Regions from separate parts of the Homo sapiens genome. Here region 2 is linked to region 1. Evidence: read pairs that join two places in POLR2A ChIA-PET (ENCODE). Cell type or tissue: PC-9. All regions are shown on one strand. Links, peaks and the distances in the headings refer to the core of each region. The heading gives the core; the rest is flanking DNA. Region 1 overlaps MAST4 (microtubule associated serine/threonine kinase family member 4). Region 2 has its middle 39 kb from the start of LINC02997.

Evidence for each region. Peaks named below come from ENCODE experiments on the same cell type or tissue, not always from the same donor. Only the 100,000 strongest peaks of a DNase experiment are listed, where the experiment ranks them.
Region 2: POLR2A ChIA-PET joins it to region 1 with 5 read pairs; 1 of 35 experiments calls an interaction of 5 or more read pairs at or near these places.

Annotation. Positions count from the first base shown.
Region 1 is chr5:66,843,266-66,855,466 of GRCh38, reverse strand. The region is part of intron 3 of MAST4 (microtubule associated serine/threonine kinase family member 4); the gene reads right to left. Among named protein-coding and RNA genes, the nearest start is that of MAST4-AS1, 150 kb to the left of the region's middle. RefSeq lists an enhancer at 5,057-6,256. In PC-9, for the core only: no CTCF peak of the experiment used is centred there; a DNase peak (open chromatin) is centred at 5,446; H3K27ac peaks cover 1,742 bases.
Region 2 is chr5:67,747,723-67,759,923 of GRCh38, reverse strand. No RefSeq gene overlaps it. Among named protein-coding and RNA genes, the nearest start is that of LINC02997, 39 kb to the left of the region's middle. RefSeq lists a silencer at 11,389-11,683. In PC-9, for the core only: no CTCF peak of the experiment used is centred there; a DNase peak (open chromatin) is centred at 7,683.

The DNA of each region.
Region 1 (12,201 bases), core at 3,214-8,213:
ATGTATTTTTCTTAATCGTGGATTCTACTTGCATTGGGCCATTCTTCCATTGCTATAAAGAAGTATCTAAGACTGGGTAATTTATAAAGAAAAGAGGTTGGTGCTGGCATCTGCTCAGCTTCTGGGGAAGCCTCAGGGAGCTTTTAATCATAGCGGAAGGTGAAGGAGGAGCAGGAGTCTCACATGGCAATAGCGGGAGCAAGAGAGAGGCAGGTGGGGAAGATGCCACACACTTTTAACCATCAGATCCCACAAAAGCTCACTCATCACCAAGGGGATGGCTCTAGGCCATTCATGAGGGATCCCACCCCACAATCCAACATCTCCCACCAGGGCCCACCTCCAACGCTGGGGATTACATTTCAACGTGAGATTTGGTAGGGCCACAGATCCAAACCATAGTACTACTACTTTCTAAATACTTGAGTGTCAAACAGCATGTGAACACAGACACAAAAATAAACAGGATGAAGTCTCTGTTGTCAAGGAACTCACAAATCTAGCAAGGCAGAATTCGCACACACTTGTCATAAAATGTGACAATGGGTAATGTCAAGGCGGGTACAAAATATACCAGAGCACTGAGGAAAGGGTGACTGCTTCTGCTTGTGGAGATGCTCCCAGCTCACATCTTTTTCCTCTTCTAACTGATAGGGCAGCATTTACAATGGTTTCCAATCATCCTTGGCTCCTGGCCTTCATACCTTTTTTTAGTCTGTCCTTGAGTATGGGATTTAGTGGTTCACTTCTAAGGACTAGAATACAACGGAAGTGAGGAGGTGTCACTTCCCAGATTAGGTTACAAGACTGTAACTTCTCCTTCCAAGAAGAAGGAGGGACTGCCCTCTCTTGCCCTCTCCCATGCTCCGTCTGATGGAAGTGAGTTGTCATGCTATGAGCCGTCCTATGAGCAGAAGAACATGACAAGGATCTAAGTGGGCTTGGAAAGCAGGTGGTGCCCCAGTCCAGCCTTGAAGTAGCTGCAGCCCCAGCCGATACCTTGATATTAGCCTTGTAACAGACCTGGTGCCAGATCACCCAGCTAAGCTGCATCTGGATTCCTGATTCACAAAAACTATGACATGGTAAATATTTGTTGTTTGAAGCAGATATGTTTTGGAGTCATTGGTCACAACTCCATAGATAACCAGTATACACACTAATCATGATATTAAATCACCAAAATATGGATAAATAGTCTAGGCAAAGAGTGTCTGATACCTGATTCTTGTTCTTTCACATACTCATTCAATAAGCATCTACTGTGTGCTAGGCAGTATAGGCACAAAGCTTAACTTTTAAAAATGACACCAGCCGGGGGCAGTGGTTTACACCTGCAATCCTGCTACTGGGGAGGTTAAGACCAGCCTGGGCAATATGAGGAGACACCATCTTTTATAAAAATAATAAATAAATAAATAAAAATGTCAGTCCCTGCCTTTGTGGAAAAAGCAAATTTGCAAAATTTGTAGCAAATCTATTTATGCAACTTCCCTAACTTATTTTAAACTATGATTTGTTATAAATGTTTAATTTCTACTGACCCTTTAAGTAATTTATTAAATATATAATTAAAATAGCTTTGCTAAATTAAATGCACTTTATGTTTGATGCAAGATACTTAAAGGTTTATTCAATCTGTTTAAAACATAAGTTATATATTTAGAAAAGAATTCTGATTTCCTTTTCCACAAAAAATCCTTGCAGGAATTAGGTCTTTTCCTTCCATTCATTCAAAAAACTATTCCCACAGGCAGAAAACCCATGAAGCAGTGAATTGAAAAACTTTATGTCCAAACATTCTGTAATATTTTCCAAATCAACTATTTTGAAGTCTACATTCTCCTCTTTCTGATGAGACTTAGTAACTTCTGCACAAACTCAGAATAAACATGTAAGCATTACTGAACAAGATTACTTAGGTGAGACTTCCATCTTCTGTGATATAACTTTTCCCTCTCACCATATACTAACAAGAAGGGACAAACCCATAAAAACAGGAGGGTTCTTTCTCACTTATTCATGAAACACTTCTTTAATACTATTTATTTTTAAAAATACCATCAGCTTTTCCACAGAATCCTAAGCATCCTACATAAAGAAATATGATCATTTAGAATAAATAGAAAACAAAGATATGGGGAAATGATTTTTCAGTGACCTACACACAGACACACACACGGGACCTATTAAACCTATGACTAGACCAGTTACACTTACTCCGGGTAGATTAAATTATCACACTGGTTATGCAGGCTTTTCGAACATGCCTCTATTTTCTTCCCATTAATAGAATCCACTTTAACTAACATGACTTGAACAAAAGTTCACTTTCATTAGAAGCAATAACTTGACTCTACCAGTCATGGCACAAGGCCATGAACTAAGGAATAGAAACCAGAATATATGGGAGGAAAATCACAAAGGGACTTGATTTATTAACCACCCTCCTCTTAAGACTCACTCTGGGCTTTGACCAGGGTGTACCATCCACTATGACACTGTTGAGAAGAGTATGTCATTTCTGTTTTCCACTTTCAAACAGGATCCTACAGTCTTCCTCCTCAGCTCATCATATTTTCTGCATCCCTCTTTCTTCACGCACCAAAGGGAATATAATGAGAATTCTATTTAGGGAGGGAAGATAGTTTACATTTCATTAGGATATCCTTTGAAGATTACTGACAACTATCTCTGTAACTTACTTAAACCCACTGACACAATGGAGCTCCGAGAACTTGCATTGCAATGGTATTTTCTATACAAAAGATTTATCTGTGTTTCTAATTTGGGGGAAAAATGTAGCCAAAAGTACAGTCTAAATGAATTTCAGTTGTGCAAAAATCCAGCCCAACTTCTCCCTCAAAATCATTTTGCGGTAAGAAAGGGCCAGACCATGGTACAAATTGTGAAGCCAAGGAGATACAGATTTGTATCCACACAGACAAGCGTTACGGTGTCCAGGGAATTTGTCAAACATCTCTGAGCCTCGGTTTCCTCTTCTATAAAATGGAGTTAATAGGCCAGGCACGGTGGCTCATACCTGTAATATCAGCCTTTTTGGAGGTCGAGGAAAGCAGATCCGCTTGAGCCCAGGAGTTTGAGACCACCCTGGGCAACATGGCAAAACCCCGTCTCAACAAAAAGTACAAAAATTAGCCCATGGTAGTGCATGCGTGTAGTCCCAGCTACTCAGCAGGCTGTGGTGGGAGGACCACCTGAGCCTGGGAGGTTGAGGCTGCAGTAAGTCATGATTGCACCACGGCACTCCAGCCTGGGTGACAGAGTGAGACCTCATCTCAAAAAGAAAAAGGAGTTAATAATGCCTAGCTATTTTGAGGATTACAGCTTATATATCTATATATATACAGTGTCTATCACATTTACTATTTAGTAAACTTCCATTATAACATGGTAGATTATTATATATTTTCAAAATAGTCCACCACATTGAACCCAGTACTAAAACTGTTCATGGAAATTACTATTCATTAAATATACTGGGAGTTTAGCTAATGTCAGATAACCTCGCCAGATTATACAATAAGGGGATCAAACTAAAGGAACCTCCAAAACCTATCTAGCTCTAAAATAAATAACACAATGAAATTAGGCACACTTAGCAAGTCTGAAAACAGTCAAAAAGAAGGGTATAGACAAAAATGTTCCCAAAAAGAATTATTCCACAATTAGCTACTGCTCATTTTCAGGAGGAAGTCTGCACCAAGGAAACGCTGATACAAATAGGGGCTCCACTAAGAGAAGTGCATGCACTATAGTAATCCACTGATATGTGGTGTTAATAAAAATAAAAAGGGATTTAGATACATAGCACAGGTTTTTAAAACATTAAGAAAACGGTGACTCTGAAGAGTCATTTCCTAAGGAATAAAAGGGACAGCAAGCTGCAACAGTATCTCACATGAATTAAACTGTCCTTTAAGAGCAATGACCAACACAAAAAGAATGCATCTGAGGCTACTCAAGGCATCCTTATGGTTCTTGCCATAGGTGTTAAATTTTGTGTAACAAAAATTTGTTACTAAGAGGTTGCCTCAAATTGGCTAGCAGCCTAATAAATTAGACGGCTGCTCCTGCCCACCCTCCTATTAAACCCTGGTTAAGGAGATGCTCTACCCAACTCTTTTTCTCTTCTCTGAGCCTTTTTGCTGAGGCTTTGAATAGATAGATACAAAGACAGACAGACAGAAAATAGAGAGTGTAGACTTCAAAGTAGTTGATTTGGGAAATATTACAGAATGTTTGGACATAATAGACAGATAAGATTAGATTATGGCTCTTACAATAAACAGGGCCAAGATGGAATATTGTGCTAAAATCCCATTTGATTTGAAAATGTTTTGAAACCATTCGAAATTGTAAAAGACATTATCATCCATGGGGAAATGTTGCTGGGCATGCACCGAGTGTAAATACTGCCTAAGCAGCCTCTACTTGCAGGAGAAACCCTCTCTCCATTATAAGAGAACACATTTCTCAAATGTATGCATTTTTTTCTTCAAAAAAAAAAAAAAAAGGCTTAAAATGGTGGCAACATCTTGGGTCAGGGTTGTGCAATTTAAGTTGAATCAGAAGACACACTGAAGGATATTAATGAACACTCTGAAATGGAGTAATTTCTGTTAGGCAAGAACCAGTTCCTTTTTTTAAAAAAAGTATACAGGTTAAGTAATCCTTCTCCAAAATGCTTAGAACCAGAAGTATTTCAAATTTCAGGAGATTTGGGAATATTTGCATATAATGAGACACCTTGGGGAAAAGACCCAAGTCTAAACATGAGATTCATCTGTGCTTCTTACACACCTTATACACATATCCTGAAGGTAATTTTAATAATTTTGTACATGAAACCAGGCTGACTGTGGTTTGACTGTGACCAATCCACACACGAGATCAGGTATGGAATTTTCCACTTGTAGCATCATGTTGGCATTCAAAAAGTTTCCAGTTTCACAGCATTTCAAATTTCAGATTTTCAGATAAGAGATGCTCTACCTGTAGTTCAATGTGGCCACACAGAAGAACTCAAGCATCGGCTACGTGTAGACAGACAGAGCGAACAAACAAAGGAATGTTTGACAACTATGAACAAAAACACCTTGATTTTGACATTCACTATTTTGATAACTTCAGTTCATTTTATTTCTCTGAAATTCAGTGTTCTTAACCGAAAGATGAAGTAATGAAGCTAGATTAAATCGAAGGTTTCTCTCCTAGACTTAAAATTCTACAATTCTCTAATTCTAAAGCACCTCGGGCTTCAGCTGTTGAGGCAAAAGAATGCTTTATTTTTTATTTTTTAACAGAAAAGCTCTAAACTTGAACTCTGGAGGAGTTACAGAGGCAATAAAAGGCAAATCAGGCAAATTCTTTACCTGGAATTCTGCAGTGAGTCAGAGGATGTGCAGGGACAAGAATCCAGAATTCATCATCTTTATTCTGGCTGATGTAACCACTATAAATAATTGCCTCATGCCTGTGAGGTAATATGCTTTTGCCAAGGACCCCATTAACATCTAAGCAGACCTTGAGAGAGTCTCCTCTATTGTGCACACAGCTTTTATCAAATTATATTTCTTTTTAAACTTTCTGCCCTGATTATAAAAATAATACATAACATAGATTCCTAATGGAACAGCTCAAAAACACAAAGAGAATTAAAATCAACTGCTAACTCCAGCCCTTGAAAATAACAAATATTTATTGACCATGTATTGGGGATGTAACGGGGGCAAGACAATTTTCTTGATCTTAAGAAGTTTACAGACCCACAGGGTGGAAAGAGACAGGCAAGAGGCAGTTCCACAGATTCTCACCAGAGCTCGGCTAGGTGATGGTGGTCTGCAGAAGGAACGCCTTGCCCTGAAGAAGGAACGCCTTACCCTGGCTTACTTCTCTGGGCAAAGAAATGCTCAAGTGAACTCCAGGAAAGGAGGAGATGGAGTAAATGAAAAAGGACAGGAGAAGAGAAAAGGGGGGAGGAAAGCAGAAGAGGAGTAGGGTAAAGAGAGAGGGGAAAGGGGAGGTGGAGGGGAGAATAGACAGGAGGAGGGAACTGGATGCAGAAGGAAGGAGAACCAGCCAACAAACGGAGAGACTCCTCAGGAGGAGGGCACAGATGTTTCCTTAGCGAAGACTTGATAGACTCTAGTTTCTGCCTGCTTCCTCAGCTTCGAATTGGGGTATGAACCAGAATAGAACAAACTGGACAAAACTAGACAGAACCCCCCAAAATTTCCATCAGCTCTGCAACAATGCCACAGGGTCAGCCTCTAGACATGGAACCCCAGTTTGGCTTATGACCCCCTCATCACAATACAAAGATGCATAAAGGAGTCAAGGAAACCTAGAGCAAGGACACCCCTAATCATCCATAATGGGGATATTGAGAGTCATTATTTCACTGAGTCCAACAGGTTTCCTGTTTTGCAGAGGCTCTGACCCTGGACAAAATTCCATCGCTTTAACTCATGATGCAGGAAGAGCATAACGCTGGGGAACGCAGCATAAAAGGCAATCCTCTCCACATGTTTGACAGAGTTTTCTGATATGAGCACACCAGACATCCCAGCTGCTCGTGCCATGTGTATAAATGCTGCAGCTACAGACATACATGTGGTCTGGCAAGAGGGTCTATGGAATTGGATCTTAAATCATGAGTACAACTTTCATAAGTAAACACACTGGAGAGAAGAGGAAGAAAACTAGGAAGAAAAGAAGGAAAAGAAATAGAGAATTTTAAAAAATCACTAGGCGGGATTTTCTGTTCCATACATCCTAATCCTCACAAAACTGCATCTAAGAGTCGACAGATGAGAACAATTATTTAGAGCACAAGTGATAAAAGGCAATAACAATATAAAGCTTTTTGCAGACTTGCCACATCAGCTATTTATCACTGTCAAATCATTTAGGTTAAAAAATTATAATAACGGAGGCTAACTGATCATTGGTGAAGTCATGCCTAGTAATTCTTAGTAAACAAACAAACAAAAAAAACAACCTGCCTGCTTTTAAGAGGTTAGCAGAGTAAAAGCACAAATATACTAATCCTTCAAAGAAGAAAAAACTTAGTATTTTATGACAAATGTTACTGAAATAAATTTGCATTCCTTATCGCCTTTTTTCTGCCTCTTCTAACATCATAAACAAATTATTTACATATAAAGCATGTTTTAATTGTAAAATAACAAAGAATAAGAAAACTTTGTAGAAGAAAAAAAGCAAGACATTTTAGAAAGGGGATACACTAAATTTACTTTGACACCAAAATAAAAATTTCTGAATATTCAAAAGAAAAAAATCTTAAGCAAATAGTAAGCAAATTAAAACCCCAAAAGAGTAGGATACTTTTTGTTCCAAGTAACAAAATACCCAAATCACAGTGACTTAAACAATATAAAGGATTTATCCACTGGGGCAACACAAAAGTCCAGCAAGAGGTTTTGCTTAGGACAACATTTGATCCAGTGGCCTTACAGTGGCTGTAAGAACTTGATTTCTTTCCAAGTCTTGGCCTCACCTTTCACGGCACTGCCATTTTCCTAAAACAATCTTTCTTCATACACCCAGTGTAGCTTTGAGCTACTGTTAAGGTTTTTCTTTTTTTTTTTTTTTTTTTTTTTGAGAAGGAGTCTTGTTCCAGCACCCAGGCTGGAGAGTAGTGGCACAATCTCAGCTCACTGCAACTTCCGCCTCCCTAGTTCAAGTGATTCTAGTGCCTCAGCCTCCCAAGTAGCTGGGATTACAGGCTCCCACCACCACCTCCAGCTAATATTTGTGTTTTTGTTGTTGTTGTTGTTTTATTTTTTGAGATGGAGTCTCGCTCTGTCACCCAGGCTGGAATGCAGTGGCATGATTTCAGCTCACTGCAACCTCTGCCTCCTGGGTTCAAGCAATTCTCCCTGCCTCAACTTCCCAAGTATCTGGAATTACAGGCGTCCACTACCACGCCTGGCTAATTTTTGTATTACTTAGTAGAGATGGGGTTTTGCCATGTTGGCAAGGCTTGTCTTGAACTCCTGATCTCAGGTGACCTGCCTGCCTCAGTCTCCCAAAATGCTGGGATTACAGACGTGAGCCACCATGCCTGGCCCTGTTAAGGTTTTGTATCTCCCAATTAATGTCCAACAAGAAAAAGCATCTTTGCCTCAGCAGTCCCAGTAATGGGACAGAAATTCACTCTGCTAGACTTAGTGTACGTCACATGCCATCCTTGTGGTCCCTGGGACAGAATTAAGACAGATCTACATCAAATGCTCCCCTCGATTTGAATCCGTGTCAACTTTTCCAAAACCATCTTTTGGCCCTACTTTTCATGGCACTACCATCTTCCTAAACAAGCTTTCTTTAAACACTCAATATAGCTCTCAGTTATTGTTGAGGCTACGTATTTCCTAATTAATGTCCACTAAGAAAGAAAATCTTTCCCAAATGGAAAAAAGGGGGCTGATAAAGAAGGCACTGGAGAAATGAGTGCCAGGGAGGTAGACACCACCAGGAAACCACACGTTCTAATGCAGGAAGATCTGAATTTAGTTAAGTCATACAAAGTTATAGGCAAATTATATACAACTCAAAATTATTTTCCATAATAAAATTAATAAATGTTCCAGACACCATTTTACCTCCATGAGCCCCTTAGATGTCTTTCATCCTATCTTACAAGAACTAAAATTAACTTAAACAGCAACTAAAATTTTAAATCTCCTTTTTCTGGCCTTATTCATTTTTCTGTTTACCAGCCTGACTCTCCATATACCAACTAATTTATGGAATTCAGCCTTCAAGAGAATGTTCCAGAAATTTTATACCATAACATACCTCTTCTGATAGAATTACATACTTTATAATTTACAGTCATGGATTAACTCTATTTTCTCCAGGACTCAAGTCATTAATCTATAGCAACAAACTAGCTGTACCTCCATAGACCAGGAAAGCCTGCCTCTTAGTATAATGGACATTATCTCATCCTGCCTCTCATGGATAAAATATCAAGAACTAATATCCCTCTCTAAGCCTACAATTGAAAAAAATACATCATAGCTTTAGCTCCTCAAGGCTATTGGAGAAGTATGGATATGTGGAACTCATCACAATTTTTCTACCAAACTAACCACCTTCGCATAGATACCCTAACCACACCCATCTCTGAGCTTCCGTGTTATCCCAGATACAACTTCTACTGAACTTGTCACAGTGGATGATAACTGTAAGTTGGGCCATCAGTCTGGCCTGCTTCAGAGAGGCAAAAAAGGGTAAGACCATTAAGAATGCGGCCAAACTCTCTGGATTTCAATCCAGGTATCTAAGTTTGAAGCTAGACTCTGTCACTTATTAATTCTATGAATTCACTAAAGGTCAGGTAACTCTCCAGTTTTCTTCTCTAAAAACTGAGGACAGCAGCACCTCCTCCAAGGGTATGTGATAGAAATGAAATGAACTGATACATGTAAAGCACTCAGAATGGCACCTGGCACTTAGAAGTTCAATAAATGTTATGTTTATAATTCTTTCATAGGATACTATTTTCAAAAGCATCCTTGAAGTCCCAGCACAGAAGAGGGCCAAATATATACTGCCCAATAAATAAATGTCTATTTATTTATTCATTTGGTCCACTAATCTTAAAGTGTTCCTAAAGATTAGTGACCTTATCAGGAAACAACAGGTGCTGGAGAGGATGTGGAGAAATAGGAACGCTTTTACACGGTTGGTAGCAATGTAAACTAGTTCAACCATTGTGAAAGACAGTGTGGCGATCCCTCAAGGATCGAGAACTAGAAATACAATTTGACCCAGCCATCCATTACTGGGTATATACCCAAAGGATTATAAATCATGCTACTATAAAGACACATGCACACGTATGTTTATTGTGGCACTATTCACAATAGCAAAGACTTGGAACCAACCCAAATGTCCATCAATGATAGACTGGATTAAGAAAATGTGACACATATACACCATGGAATACTATGCAGCCATAAAAAAGGATGAGTTCATGTCCTTTGTAGCGACATGAAGCTGGAAACCATCATTCTGAGCAAACTATCGCAAGGACAAAAAACCAAACACTGCATGTTCTTACTCATAGGTGGGAATTGAACAATGAGAACACTTGGACACAGGGCGGGGAACATCACACACCGGGGCCTGTTGTGGGGTGGAGGGATGGGTGAGGGATAGCATTAGGAGAAATGCCTAATGTAAATGACGAGTTAATGGGTGCAGCAAACCAACACGGCACATGTATACATATGTAACAAACCTGCACGTTGTGCACATGTAACCTAGAACTTCAAGTGTGTGTGTGTATATATATATATATATATATATATATATATATATATATATAAAGATTAGTGACCTTAATGGGTCAGTGTTATTTTCCAGGTCCTCCTTTCTTCTTGTGCCTCAGGCTTTCCCTGGCTAATCTCCTCCACTCCCATGGCTTCATTTAGCACCCATAAGATAATGACACCTAGATTGTTATCTCTAGGCCATTTGCATCCTTCTCTCTCCAAGCTCATATGTATCCTTCTTATCTATTGGATCTTTCCCTTTGAATTTCTCAATAGGACCCAAAATGTAAGGTGAATGGAACAATAATCACCGCCAAACTCAACCACTGATGCCAGGCTTCTGATAACTCCATAGCTGGATGAGCATCCTCTTAAGTACTCTTACAGCACTCTTTATACTCATCTACTTATCCCTTTCTTGAGCATCTACTATGTGTCATGTCAGGCTAACCATCATAGTACTCACTCTGCATTGTCTAGTTACCAGTCTGCCATCTCCACTTCTGGCCATAAGCTCCCGGAAGACAACCAGAATTGGGTCTTATTTGTCCTTGTTTAACCAGCCTGGCACAAAGCAAAAATGCACAACAAATATCCGTTGGGTGAGTGAATGAATGTTCCCATAAGACTGGTCCAATGATGACCCCATAGAGCTAAAACACTTCCCGTAGATCACAAGTTAATACCAAGAGACAACAGTAGTAGGAAGAATGTAGCTGATTACTGTTTTCAGCATACAGATAAAATCCAAAGATGCTCCAAGAAATCAACATTCTTATACTATGTCCAAAGTGGTTCCATTAATACTGATGAAAAGAACATAAATGTGTGCCTGCATTTCAAAGCTGAAAAGGTCATAGGAGTCCATAACTGAGAAAACCCAGGAGGTAAGGGGAATTGTGGATAGCAGAAACCAACAACCCATAATCCCCCCGCCCCAACACACACACACACACACACACACACACACACACACACACACACACACACACACACACAGGCTGACTGGGACCAGCTGTTAAAGATGAATGCCAGACTTTACACCAGCTTTCAGTTTAGAACAACCTAAGGAAAGTGTCTGACAATGACGGGAAGGGCTATTATAATGAAAGACACCCTCCTTGCATGAGGAGGCAGGAAATGATGCAGCCACTGGGCACCACCACCACTATCCCCGCCAGCACATCCATCTGAGCAAATCTGAAAGCCTGGGGGTGAGGGGAGCTAAAACCTGAGATAATTCATGAAACTACGAAAGAGGGTCCAATTCCATTACTTTGTGCAACCGCTTTGTGCTCCAAGTATGAGCCGCTAATATACCCTGGCTGTGTATCAAAATTCCCATGAATATTTGTTATTTTTCCCAGAAAATTGACCCTACCTAGAAATTACAGAACTTCAAAGGCAGCAAAGAGAACTGGTAAAGTCTTTTTTGATATGGCTCCCAGAAAGTGACAGAAAGTGACTCAATTCAAACCATCATCAACACTCTATGGGGACATAAGGCTTAACAAAGAACTTCACTTAAGTCTATGTTCCTTCTTCCAAACTTAATGCCGGATACTCAGCCTCATCACATATTGAAGACTGTATCAGAAAATGTTAGTGCTAGCACCAATAGGCATTAGGCAGTAGACTCAGTTGGGGGAGTCTTGGATCTGGCTAAGAAAATCATTCTCCTCTCTGTTAAGCGACCATAGCTCAGAGAAAAAAAGGATTCTGAAGGCACTAACTGTTCAGGAAGGCTAACTTGTAGATCAAATGACAGAGGAACTATCTTGCTGACACACAATATTCTTTTTCAAGTGCTTGACAAATGAAAAGTGGTGGATGACTTAAAAATACAAATGAATGGACAGCACGGAAAAGAGTA
Region 2 (12,201 bases), core at 4,662-9,661, 900 kb before region 1:
ATGTTTGTTGGTTTAAACTCTGTTTTATCAGAGACTAGGATTGCAACCCCTGCCTTTTTTTGTGTTCCATTTGCTTGGTAGATCTTCCTCCATCCCTTTATTGTGAGCCTATGTGTGTCTCTGCACGTGAGATGGGTTTCCTGAATACAGCACACTGATGGGTCTTGACTCTATCCAATTTGCCAGTCTGTGTCTTTTAATTGGAGCATTTAGCCCATTTACATTTAAGGCTAATATTGTTATGTGTGAATTTGATCCTGTCATTATGATGTTAGCTGGTGATTTTGCCCGTTAGTTGATGCAGTTTCTTCCTAGCCTTGATGGTCTTTACAATTTGGCATGTTTTTGCAGTGGCTGGTACCAGTTGTTCCTTTCCTTGTTTAGTGCTTCCTTCAGGAGCTCTTTTAGGGCAGGCCTGGTGGTGACAAAATCTCTCAGCATTTGCTTGTCTGTAAAGTATTTTATTTCTCCTTCACTTATGAAGCTTAGTTTGGCTGGATATGAAATTCTGGGTTGAAAATTCTTTTCTTTAAGAATGTTGAATATTGGCCCCTACTCTCTTCTGGCTTGTGGAGTTTCTGCTGAGAGATCCGCTGTTAGTCTGATGGGCTTCCCTTTGAGGGTAACCCGACCTTTCTCTCTGGCTGCCCTTAACATTTTTTCCTTCATTTCAACTTTGGTGAATCTGACAATTATGTGTCTTGGAGTTGCTCTTCTCAAGGAATATCTTTGTGGCATTCTCTGTATTTCCTGAATCTGAACGTTGGCCTCCCTTGCTAGATTGGGGAAGTTCTCCTGGATAATATCCTGCAGGGTGTTTTCCAACTTGGTTCCATTCTCCCCGTCACTTTCAGGTACACCAAGCAGACATAGATTTGGTCTTTTCACATAGTCCCATATTTCTTGGAGGCTTTGTTCATTTCTTTTTATTCTTTTTTCTCTAAACTTCTCTTCTCACTTCATTTCATTCCTTTCATCTTCCATCACTGATACCCTTTCTTCCAGTTGATCGCATCGGTTACTGAGGCTTGTGCATTCGTCATGTAGTTCTCATACCTTGGTTTTCATCTCCATCAGGTCCTTTAAGGACTTCTCTGCATTGGTTATTCTAGTTAGCCATTCGTCTAAACTTTTTTCAAGGTTTTTAACTTCTTTGCCATGGGTTCGAACTTCCTCCTTTAGCGTGCAGTAGTTTGATCGTCTGAAGCCTTCTTCTCTCAACTTGTCAGTCATTCTCTGTCCAGCTTTGTTCCATTGCTGGCGAGGAGCTGCATTCCTTTGGAGGAGGAGAGGTGGTCTGATTTTTAGAGTTTCCAGTTTTTCTGCTCTGTTTTTTCCCCATCTTTGTGGTTTTATCTACCTTTGGTCTTTGATGATGGTGATGTACAGATGGGGTTTTGATGTGGATGTCCTTTCTGTTTGTTAGTTTTCCTTCTAATAATCAGGACCCTCAGCTGCAGGTCTGTTGGAGCTTGCTGGAGGTCCTCTCCAGACCCTGTTTGCCTGGGTATCAGCAGTGGAGGCTGCAGAACAGCGGATATTGGTGAACAGCAGATGTTTCTGCCTGATCGTTCCTCTGGAAGTTTTGTCTCAGAGGAGTACCCGGCCAGCCGTGTGAGGTGTCAGTCTGCCCCTACTGGGGTGTGCCTCTCAGTTAGGCTACTTGGGGGTCAGAGACCCCTTGAGGAGGCAGTCTGTCTGTTCTCAGATGTCCAGCTGCATGCTGGGAGAACCACTACTCTCTTCAAGGCTGTCAGACAGGGACATTTAAGTCTGCAGAGGATTCTGATGCCTTTTGTTTGGCTGTGCCCTGCCCCTAGAGTTGGAGTCTACAGAGGCAGGCAGGCCTCCTTGAGTTGTGGTGGGCTCCACCCAGTGAGCTTCCCACCTGCTTTGTTTACCTACTCAAGCCTGGACAATGGCGGGCACCCCTCCCGCAGCCTTGCTGCCACCTTGCAGTTTGGTCTCAGGCTGCTGTGCTAGCAATGAGCGAGGCTTCGTGGGCGTAGGACCGTCCAAGCCAGGTACGGGATATAATCTCCTGGTGTGCCGTTTGTTAAGCCAGTTGGAAGAGCACAATATTAGGGTGGGAGTGACCCGATTTTCCAGGTGCCGTCTGTCACCCCTTTCTTTGACTAGGAAAGGGAATTCCCTGACCCCTTGCGCTTCCGAGGTGAGGCAATGCCTTGCCCTGCTTTGGCTCACGCTCGGTGTGCTGCACCCACTGTCCTGCACCCACTTTCTGACACTCCCCAGTGAGATGAACCCAGTACCTCAGTTGGAAATGCAGAAATCACTCGTCTTCTGCGTTGCTCATGCTGGGAGCTGTAGACTGGAGCTGTTCCTATTCGGCCATCTATTATAAGTTAGTTTTTAAAGAATTGTCATATTTATAGTATTCAGTCTTCACACTCATAAGCATGAAATATGTTTCAATTTATTTGGTGCTTTAAGTATATAGATTTCAAATATATATTTAGTGTTTTAAAATAGGTCCATATATATGCATATATATACACACATATACATTTATACACACACAGACATATATAAAATATATATAGGTTTTACATGAAGAAAAATACAAAACTCAACTAAAGTATATAAAAAAGACCCATGTACCTGAGTAATATATATAGTATATATGTATAGAAGCATATATATTAAATAATATATGAATCATTTCATTTATGGTTTTACAATGTTTTTGAATTTAAAAACAATTTTTTAAATTAAATTTTTAAAATTTCAATAGTTTTTGGGGAATAGATGGTGTTTGGTTGCATGGAAAAGTTCTTTAGTGATGATTTCTGAGATTTTGGTTCACCTATCACCCGAGCAGTGTACACCGTACCTAATGTGCAGTGATGTTGAGCATTTTTTCATGTTTTTTGGCCATTTGTGTGTTTTCTTTTGAGAATTGTCTATTCATATTCTTAGCCCGCTTTTTAATGGGATTTTTTTTTCTTGCTTACTTATTGGAGTTCCTTGTAGATTCTGGATATTAGTCCTTTGTCAGATGCATGGTTTGTGAATATTTTCTCCCACTCTCTTGATTGTTCACTCTGCTGATTATTTCTTTCACTGTGCAGCATTTTAGTTTAATTAGGTCCCATCGATTTATCTTTGTTTTTGGTGCATTTGCTTTCGGGTTCTTTGTCATGAAGTCTTTGCCTAAGCCAATGTCTAGAGCAGTTTTATGAATGTTATAGAATTTTAATGGTTTCAGGTCTTAGATTTAAGTGTTGGATCCATCTTGAGTTGATTTTTGTATAAGGTGAGAGTTGAGGATCCAGCTTCATTCTTCTACATGTGGGTTGCCAATCATCCCAGTACCATTTGTTGAATAGGGTGTCCTTCCCCCACTTTATGTTTTTGTTTGCTTTGTCAAAGATCAGTTGGCTGTAATTATTTGGCTTTATTTCTGGGTTCTCTATTCTGTTCCATTGGTCTACATGCCTATTTTTATGCCAGTATCATGCTGTTTTAGTAACTATGGCCTTGTAGTATAGTTTGAAGTCAGGTAATGTGATGCCTCCAGATCTGTTCTTTTTGCTTAGTCTTGCCTTGGCTATGTGGGCTCTTTTTTGGTTCCATATGAATTTTAGGATTGTTTTTTCTATTTCTGTGAAGAATGATGGTGATATTTTGATAGGAATTGCATTGAATTTGTAGCTTGCTTTTGGCAGTATGGTCATTTTCACAATATTGATTTCACCTATCTATGAGCATGGAAACAAATGTGTTTCCATTTGTTTGTGTTGTTGATGATTTCTTTCAGCAGTGTTTTGTAGTTTTCCTTGTAGAGATCTTTTACATCCCTGGATAGGTATATTCCTAAGTTGGTTTTTGTTTTTGTTTTTATTTTTGCAGCTGTTGCAAAAGGAGTTTCAGTCCTGATTTGATTCTCAGCTTGGTCACTGTTGGTATATAGCAGCGCTGCTGATTTGTGTACATTGATTTTTGTATCCTGAAACTTTACCGAATTCATTTATCAGATCTAGGAGCTTTTTAGATGAGTCTTTAGGGTTTTCTGGGTATACGATCTTACTGGCAAACAGTGACAGGTTGACTTCCTCTTTACTGATTTGGGTGCCCTTTATTTCTTTCTCTTGTCTAATTGCTCTGGCTAGGACTTCCAGTACTATGTTGAATAGCAGTGGTGAAAATGGGGATCTTTGTCTTGTTCCAGTTCTCAGAGGGAATGCTTTCAGCTTTTCCCCATTCAGTATTACGTTGGCTGTGGGATTGTCACAGATGGCTTTTATTACCTTAAAGTATGGCCCATCTATGTCAGTTTTGCTGAGGGTTTTAATAATAAAGCGATGCTGGATTTTGTCAAATGCTTTTTTTACATTTATTGAGATGATCATATGATTTCTGTTTTTAATTCTGTTTATGTGATGGATCACATTTATTGACTTGTGTATGTTAAACAATCCCTGTATCCCTGGTATGAAACACACTTGATCATGGTGTTTTATTATTTTGATATGCTGTTGGATTTTGTTAGCTAGTATTTTGTTGAGGAATTTTGCATCTTTGTTCATCAGGGATATTGGTCTGTGGTTTTTCTTTTTCTGTTATGTCCTTTCCTGGTTTGGGTATTAGGATGATACCGGCTTCATAGAATGACTTAGGGAGGATTCTCTTTTTCTCTATTTTTTATAATAGTTTCAGTAAGAATGGTACCAATTCTTCTTCAAATGCCTGCTAGAATTCAGCTGTGAATTCATCTCATCGTGGACTTTTTTGTTGGCAATATTTTGTTATGGTTTCAATCTCACTACTTGTTATTGGTTGGTTCAGAGTTTCTATTTCTTCCTGATTTAATCTAGGAGAGTTATATATTCCCAGGAATTTATCCATCTCCTCTAGATTTTCTTGTTTGTGTGTGTAAAGATGTTCATAGTAGCCTCAAATGATCTTTTTTATTTCTGTGGTATTGGTTGTAATAACTCTTGTTTTATTTCTAATTGAGCTTATTGGGATCTTCTCTCTTAACTTCTTGGTTGATCTTACTAATGGTCTATCAATTTTGTTTATCTTTTCAAAGAACCAGTTTTTTTATTTCATTTATCTCTTGTATTTTTTGTTTCAATTTCATTTAGTTCTGCTCTGACCTTTGTTATTTCTTTTCTTCTGCTGGGTTTGGGTTCGGTTTGTTGTTGATTCTGTAGTTCCTTCAGATGTGACCTTAGATTGTCTATTTGTGCTCTTTCAGATTTTTCGATATAAGCATTTAATGTTATCAACTTTCCTTTTAGCACTGCCTTTGCTATATCCCAGAGGTTTTGATAAATTTTGTCACTATTATTTTTCACCTCAAATACTTTTTAAAATTTCCATCTTGATTTCATTGTTAACCCAAGAATCATTCAGGAGCAGATTATTTAATTTCCATGTATTTGTATAGTTTTGAGAGTTCCTTTTGGAGTTAATTTCTGGCTTTATTCCACTGTGGTCTGAGATGGTACTTGATATAATTTCAATTTTCTTAAATTTATTGAGACTTGTTTTGTGGCCTATCATATGGTCCATCTTGGAGAATGTTCCATGTGCTAATGAAAAGAATGTATATGCTGCACTTACAGGGTAGAATGTTCCGCAAATACCTGCTAAGTCCGTTTGTTTTAGGGTGTAGTTTAAGTCCATTGTTTCTTTGTTGACTTTCTGTCTTAATGACTTGTCTAGTGCTATCAGTGGAGTGTGGAAGTCCCACACTATTATTGTGTTGCTGTCTATCTCATTTGTTAGGTCTAGTAAAATTGTTTTATACATTTGGGAGCTCCAGTGTTAGGTGCATACATATTTAGGACTGTGATATTATCCTTTTGGACTGATCCTTTTATCATTATATAATGTCCCTATTTGTCTTTTTTAACTCCTGTTGCTTTAAAACTTGTTTTGTCTGATATAAAAATAGCTACTCCTGCTCACTTCTGGTGTCCATTTGCATGGAATATCTTTTTCCACCCCTTTACCTTAAGTTTATGTGAATCCTTATGCATTAGGTGATTCTCTTGAAGACAGCAGATACTTGATTGGTAGATTTTTATTCATTCTGACATTGTGTATCTTTTAAGTAGATCATTTAGGCCATTTACATTCAACATTATTATTGAGAAGTGAGATACTCTTTTATTCATCATGCTAGTTGTTGCCTGAATATCTTGATTTCTTTTTCATTGTGTTATTGTTTCATAGGCCCTGTGAGATTTAAAGGAGGTTCTATTTTGGTGTATATAGAGGTTTTGTTTCAAGACTTTTTAACTCCTTTTAGCATTCTTGTAGTGCTGGCTTGGTAATGGCGAATTCTCTCAGCATTTCTTTGTCTGAAAAAGACTTTATTTCTCCTTCATTGATGAAGCTTAGTTTTGCTGGATACAAATTCTTGGCTGGCAATTATTTTGTTTGAGGTGGCTAAAGATAGGACCCCAGTCCTTTCTGGCTTATGGGGTTTTTGTTGAGAAATCTGCTGTTAATCTGATAGGTTTTCCTTTATAGGTCACCTGATGCTTTTGCCTCACAGCTCTTAAGATTCTTTCATTCTTCTTGACTTGAGATAACCTGATGACTATGTGTCTAGGTAATGATCTTCTTATGATGAGTTTCCTAGGTGTTCTTTGAACTTCTTGTATTTGGATGGCTAAATCTCTAGTGAGGCCAAGGAAGTTTTTCTTAATTATTCCCTCAAACAAGTTTTCCAAACTTTTGGATTTCTCTGCTTCCTCAGGAACACCCAAACTTTCTTGAAGGCTTTGTTCATTATTTAAAATTTCTTTGTATTTGTCTTTGTCTGATGGAGTTAATTTGAAAGCCTTGTTTTTGAGCTCTGAAGTTCTTTCTTCTACTTTTTCTAGTCTATTTTTGACACTTTCCAGTGTATTTTGTATTTCTCTAAGTGTGTCTTTCATTTCCAGAAGTTGCGATTGTATTTTCTTTATGCTATTTCTCTGGATAATTTTTCATCTATATCCTGTATTTTTTTTTTAATTTCTTTAAGTTGTTTTTCACCTTTCTCTAGTGTCTCCTTGAGTAGCTTAATAATCAACCTCGTGAATTCCTTATCTGGCAATTTAGATATTTCTTCTTGGTTTGGATCCATTACTGGGGAGGTAGTGTGGTCTTTTAGGGGTGTTATAGACACTTGTTTTGTCATATTACCAGAATTAGTTTTCTGATTCCTTCACATTTGGGTAGACCATTTCAGTGGAAAAACCTGGAACTCAGGAGCTGCTGTTCAGATTATTTTGCACCACGGGGTGATCTCTTGATGTGGTACTCTCCCACGTCCCCTAGGGATGCTTCCTTGGAGCTGGACTGCAGTGATTGTTATTGCTCTTTTGGATCCTGCCACCCAGCAGGGCTACCAGGCTATGGGCCAGTGCCAGGATTGTCTGTAAAGAGTCCTGTGTTGTGATCTGTCTTCAGGTCTGCCAGCTGTGGATGCTAGCACCTGCCCTGGTGAAGGTGGCAGGGAAGTGAAATAGATTCTGTGAGCTCAGGTTCTCCTTGGGTGGGGCTTGCCATGGCAACTGTGGGGGATGGGGAGTGGTTCTCAGGCCAACAGGATTATGTTCCAGAGGGGATTATGGCTGCTTCTGTCACCATAGTTCTCCCATGGATCCCATGCAGTTGACAAGGCCAGTCTCACTCTCTCCCTGCAGGCAGCCTGCAGGTGGGACTCAGACCTTGCCCCCAGGTTATAAGCTTCCCTGCTGAGAAAGCAAGCATAGTTTTCAGGCTTCACCCCTCCCCCGCTGCCCACATTCTTGGCCGCAGCTCCTGCATTTCTTTCTGCAGCAGTTCCAGTTTGACCCCTGGATTCTGCTCAAGATAAACTGCATCCAGTCAAAATTATTTCAATGTTCAGTTGGAAGCTTCTTTCACCCTGTGACCCTTCCCAAATCCTGCCAGTTGCCTTCCCCAAGGGCCCCCATGAGTATAGTCATGCATGGCTTCCCTGGGCTTGAGCTGGAGAATGGGAGTGCCTACAAGGCTCTTCCCACTGCTGCTTCTACTTTTATATTTCATGCTAAATCCATTTCAACTCTTGGTAAGGTTAAATCCTTCTCCTGTAATCTGGATTTTCAGGTTCCCCAGTGCGGATATGTGTTTAGAGTCAGGCTTTCCCCATCTCGCACTTCGGGAACTCAGTTTATCACCTGTCTCGTGGAACTTGCAGTGGCATGTCACTTCTTTCCTTTTTTTTTTTTTTTTTTTTTTTGAGATGGAGTTTTGCTCTTGTTGCCCAGGCTGGAGTGCAGTGGTGCGATCTTGGCTCACCACAACCTCTCCCTCTCAGGTTCAAGTGATTCTCCTACCTCAGCCTGCCAAGTAGCTGGGATTACAGACATGTGCCACCATGGCTGGCAAATTTTTTTTTTTTTTTTTTGGATTTTTAGTAGAGATTGGCTTTCTCCATGTTGGTCAGGCTGGTCTTGAATTCCCAACCTCAGGTGATCTGCCCACCTCGGCCTCCCAAAGTGCTGGGATTACAGGCGTGAGCCACCATGCCTGGTTGGCATGTCACTCCTTTCAAAGGATTCTGTGAATTCTTTTGGCTTTCCTGGTACATTCCTGTGGTGATTCTTAGAGCAAAAGTCCACAGTGTGAGTCCCACATGCTGTTCTGTCTGTCCAGGTGAGAGCTGCATGTTAGCCCTGTCTCCTATCTGCCATCTTCCTCCACTTAAAAACAAAACTTTCTGATAGCTTTGTTATATATCATCATATGATTATTACACATATTATTTAACTGTAGTCCTCATATTGTCTACTTTAGGAGTTTTCACATTTTTACTTTAAATAATATTAAAATGAACACCCACAGGTCATTATATGCATCTCTGATTATTTCCTCTAGATTTTCAGTAGTAGATTTATAAGATTGAAATATATAAGCTTCTGAAAGACTCTTGATACATACTACCAAATACTTTTCCAAAAAGGTTGAGCTAATTTACATGCCTTCAGCATCAAAATTTAGTTTACTGTGATTGTCTGTTAATCCTTGCTAATTTCTAGGCAAACATAGTATCTAACTGGAATTTTAGTTCACATTTTTTGTATTATGGTAAATATTTAACAACTAGCTGTCTGGGGAGGTGGTGGGGGCTCATTTGTAGCATTTACTGATCTTTGAAATGGGCCACCATGGCCCATTTCAAGCCACCAACACAACATGACTGAACATAGAGTTGGGAAGAGGTATTCAGTGGACCCTTGCAAGTTGGAATGTGTTGCACACCACGGGAGGAAGTATACTATAATGGTTAAATAATGAGTCTGGAGTTGGCCAGACCTGGGTTCCTATTCCCATTACTTACTAACTTTGTGATCTTGGGTATGCATACCATACACAACTGTTTTGAAGATTTAATAATTTAATAAAATTATTTAGTACAGTTCCTGGCCCAGATTAAAAACTCAATAATAGCTATTATTATTATTTTTCATATAGCCCTAGTAATGTTTATTTTTTTCTTTTGTGAATTGTCTTTTCCTATTCTTTGATCATCTATCTTTCAAGGTATTATTGTTTTTCTTATTGACTTTTATAAGCACTTTACGTATTGAGGGTATTAGCCATTAGGAGTATTTTTTTTGCTTTTCAGGAGCATGTTTTGCTTCTTAATTTTGTGTGCTTGTAGACACTTCAAAGTTAAAAGTAGGTGTTTAGAGATGTTGAGATTTCCCTTTATGATTTCTTTCACTGTATTTATGCTTGGAAAATATCTTACCCCATCAGACATCATATAAATATTCAAAAAAATTCTCTTCTAGTTATTTTCTGATTTAATTTTGTGATTTAACTGTTTAAATTAAATTCTCTTAGAATTTATTTTGGTATACGATATGGGCAAGAAACTAATTTTTAAATCTATAACCTACTAAGCTAGGTACTAGCTATATACTATGAACTTAATCTCTTTTTACCTCAGTTTCCTCATTTGTAAATTAAATACAATAATACCTACTTCATAAGTTTGGTAAGGTAAGTACGAATTATAACATGTAATGTGCAGAGAGCAGTGTCTGACACATTCTGAATGTTAGATAGGTTAGCTATCATTATCGTCATCAGCATCATATTATTATTACCATCACCAACTTCATTTTTTTGTACTTCATCCCTTTCCATATATATATATATATATATATATACGTATATATACATACACATACATATGTGTGTGTGTATATATATACGTATATATATATATATATATATATGTGTGTGTATATATATACTTCTAAAGAAGTTGCTTTATTAACAATACAAACAAGATACTACCACCTCCAACAAATAAATTCCAGCAAACTTCTGCTTGGGGCTGGAGGCTAGCTTCTGTGTCTATAAACAAAGCCATGAGAGTCACCATGGAAAAGATGTTTTTCTTAGCCTTGAGCTATTAGAAAGTCTTGAGACTGCTGACTTTCACCTTGCAGTTCTTTATACACAGAAACAGGGTGCTCCAGGATGCTATCATTCCCGTAGCCTAAACCTAAAGTCAGGCCTTTGACCTTTTTGTCATGGAAACTCTTTGGTGGGGTGATTCAGTTCTACAAAGAACAGTGCTGGATGGACACAAGATGGGTCCTTTTCAGATACACAGAACGTCTCTAGGGAAATTTTTCCGAATAAAGAGACACCATTGCCTTACAGACACTTAAGCATGGATTGTCAGGAATGGGCCATGCTGTGATTTCAGCTGCCCATGGAAAGACATCTGCCTCTCCCCAAGTTTCCTCAAACTCGGAAACAGAGCATACTGCTGTTCCACACTTCAGTATAAGCCTAATATGGGAAATAAGTGCCTTTTGGAAAGGTACTTAGTTTTTGCTGTGAATGAATGAATTCCTTGTCTGATTATTCTCACTAAGGTGTTCATGGCTATCTAAGGTTTTGGCTGAAAGTAGGGAGACCTGGCAGCGCTATCTAATGCACACTAAAGGAGGAAGTAGGGGGTCAGTGCAGCTTCAGGCAAAAGGATAGAAGGATGCATAGGGAGTATCAACACTGTCTAAAGTGTCTGTGTAAAGAGACCACCAAACGGCTTTGTGTGAGCAACAAGGCTGTTTATTTCACCTGGGTGCAGGCGGGCTGAGTCTGAAAGGAGTCAGCAAGCGTGGTGGGATTATCATTAGTTCTTATAGGTTTTGGGATAGGCGGTGGAGTTAGGAGCAATGTTTTGCATGCAGGGGGTGGATCTCACAAAGTGCCTTCTCAAGGGTGGGGAGAATTACAAATAATCTTCTTAAGGGCAGGGGAGATTACAAAGAACCTTCTTAAGGGTGGGGGAGAAACAAATCACAATGGTGGAATGCCATCAGCTAAGGCTATTTTCACTTCTTTTGTGGATCTTCAGTTGCTTCAGGCCATCTGGATGTATAAGTGCAGGCCACAGGGGATATGATGGCTTAGCTTGGGCTCAGAGGCCTGACAAACACAGCCTGGCCCTGCTTAAGACAAACATAGCTCATCCCCAAAACATCCTGGTTCTGCACAAGGGGCCTTTCTATCACAGTGTGCCACAAGATGTTTCATCAAAGAGATTTTGTGCATGTACTTCCTCCTGAACAGCTCTGAACAAACCAACCAAATGCAGTGGCCATAATCTGTAGGATATTGCTTTAACATTTCATTTCCCTCGTTTCAGCCCTTCAGTCAAATGGGTGTCAGTGGGTTGCCCCTCCTTCCAGGGAAGGTTTTTTAGGTATGCTTGGTTTGTTACTGGGCTAGTGAACATGTAAGCAGAAGAGACGCTTTTACAGGGAGCTGCAGCCCGGCCTGCAAGTGGCTCCTACCATGTTGCTCTGAAATTGTGTGACCCTGCACATGGTCATTCCATTTGAAGGTGCTGCTGGCTATAGTGTGTCAGGCTGGATGCACCCTCTTATGTCACTTAGGGTTCACTTATTCTTTCTCGAATGCTTTTACTTTCTTTACATAATCTTAGTGTCTGACCTATATCATTATCCTTGTCTCTGAAGAATTTCTGATAACATTTCTTGCAAGGCAAGTCTGCTGAAAACAAATCTCCTAATTTTTGTTTGTCCAGGAAAGTCTTTATTTCTCCTTCACTTTTAAAGGATAATTTCTCAGGGTCCAGAATTCTAGGTAGGTGAGTTTTTTTCTCAAAACACTTTAGATATCTTAGTCCATTCTCTCCTTGCTTTGTATGGTTTCTGAGAC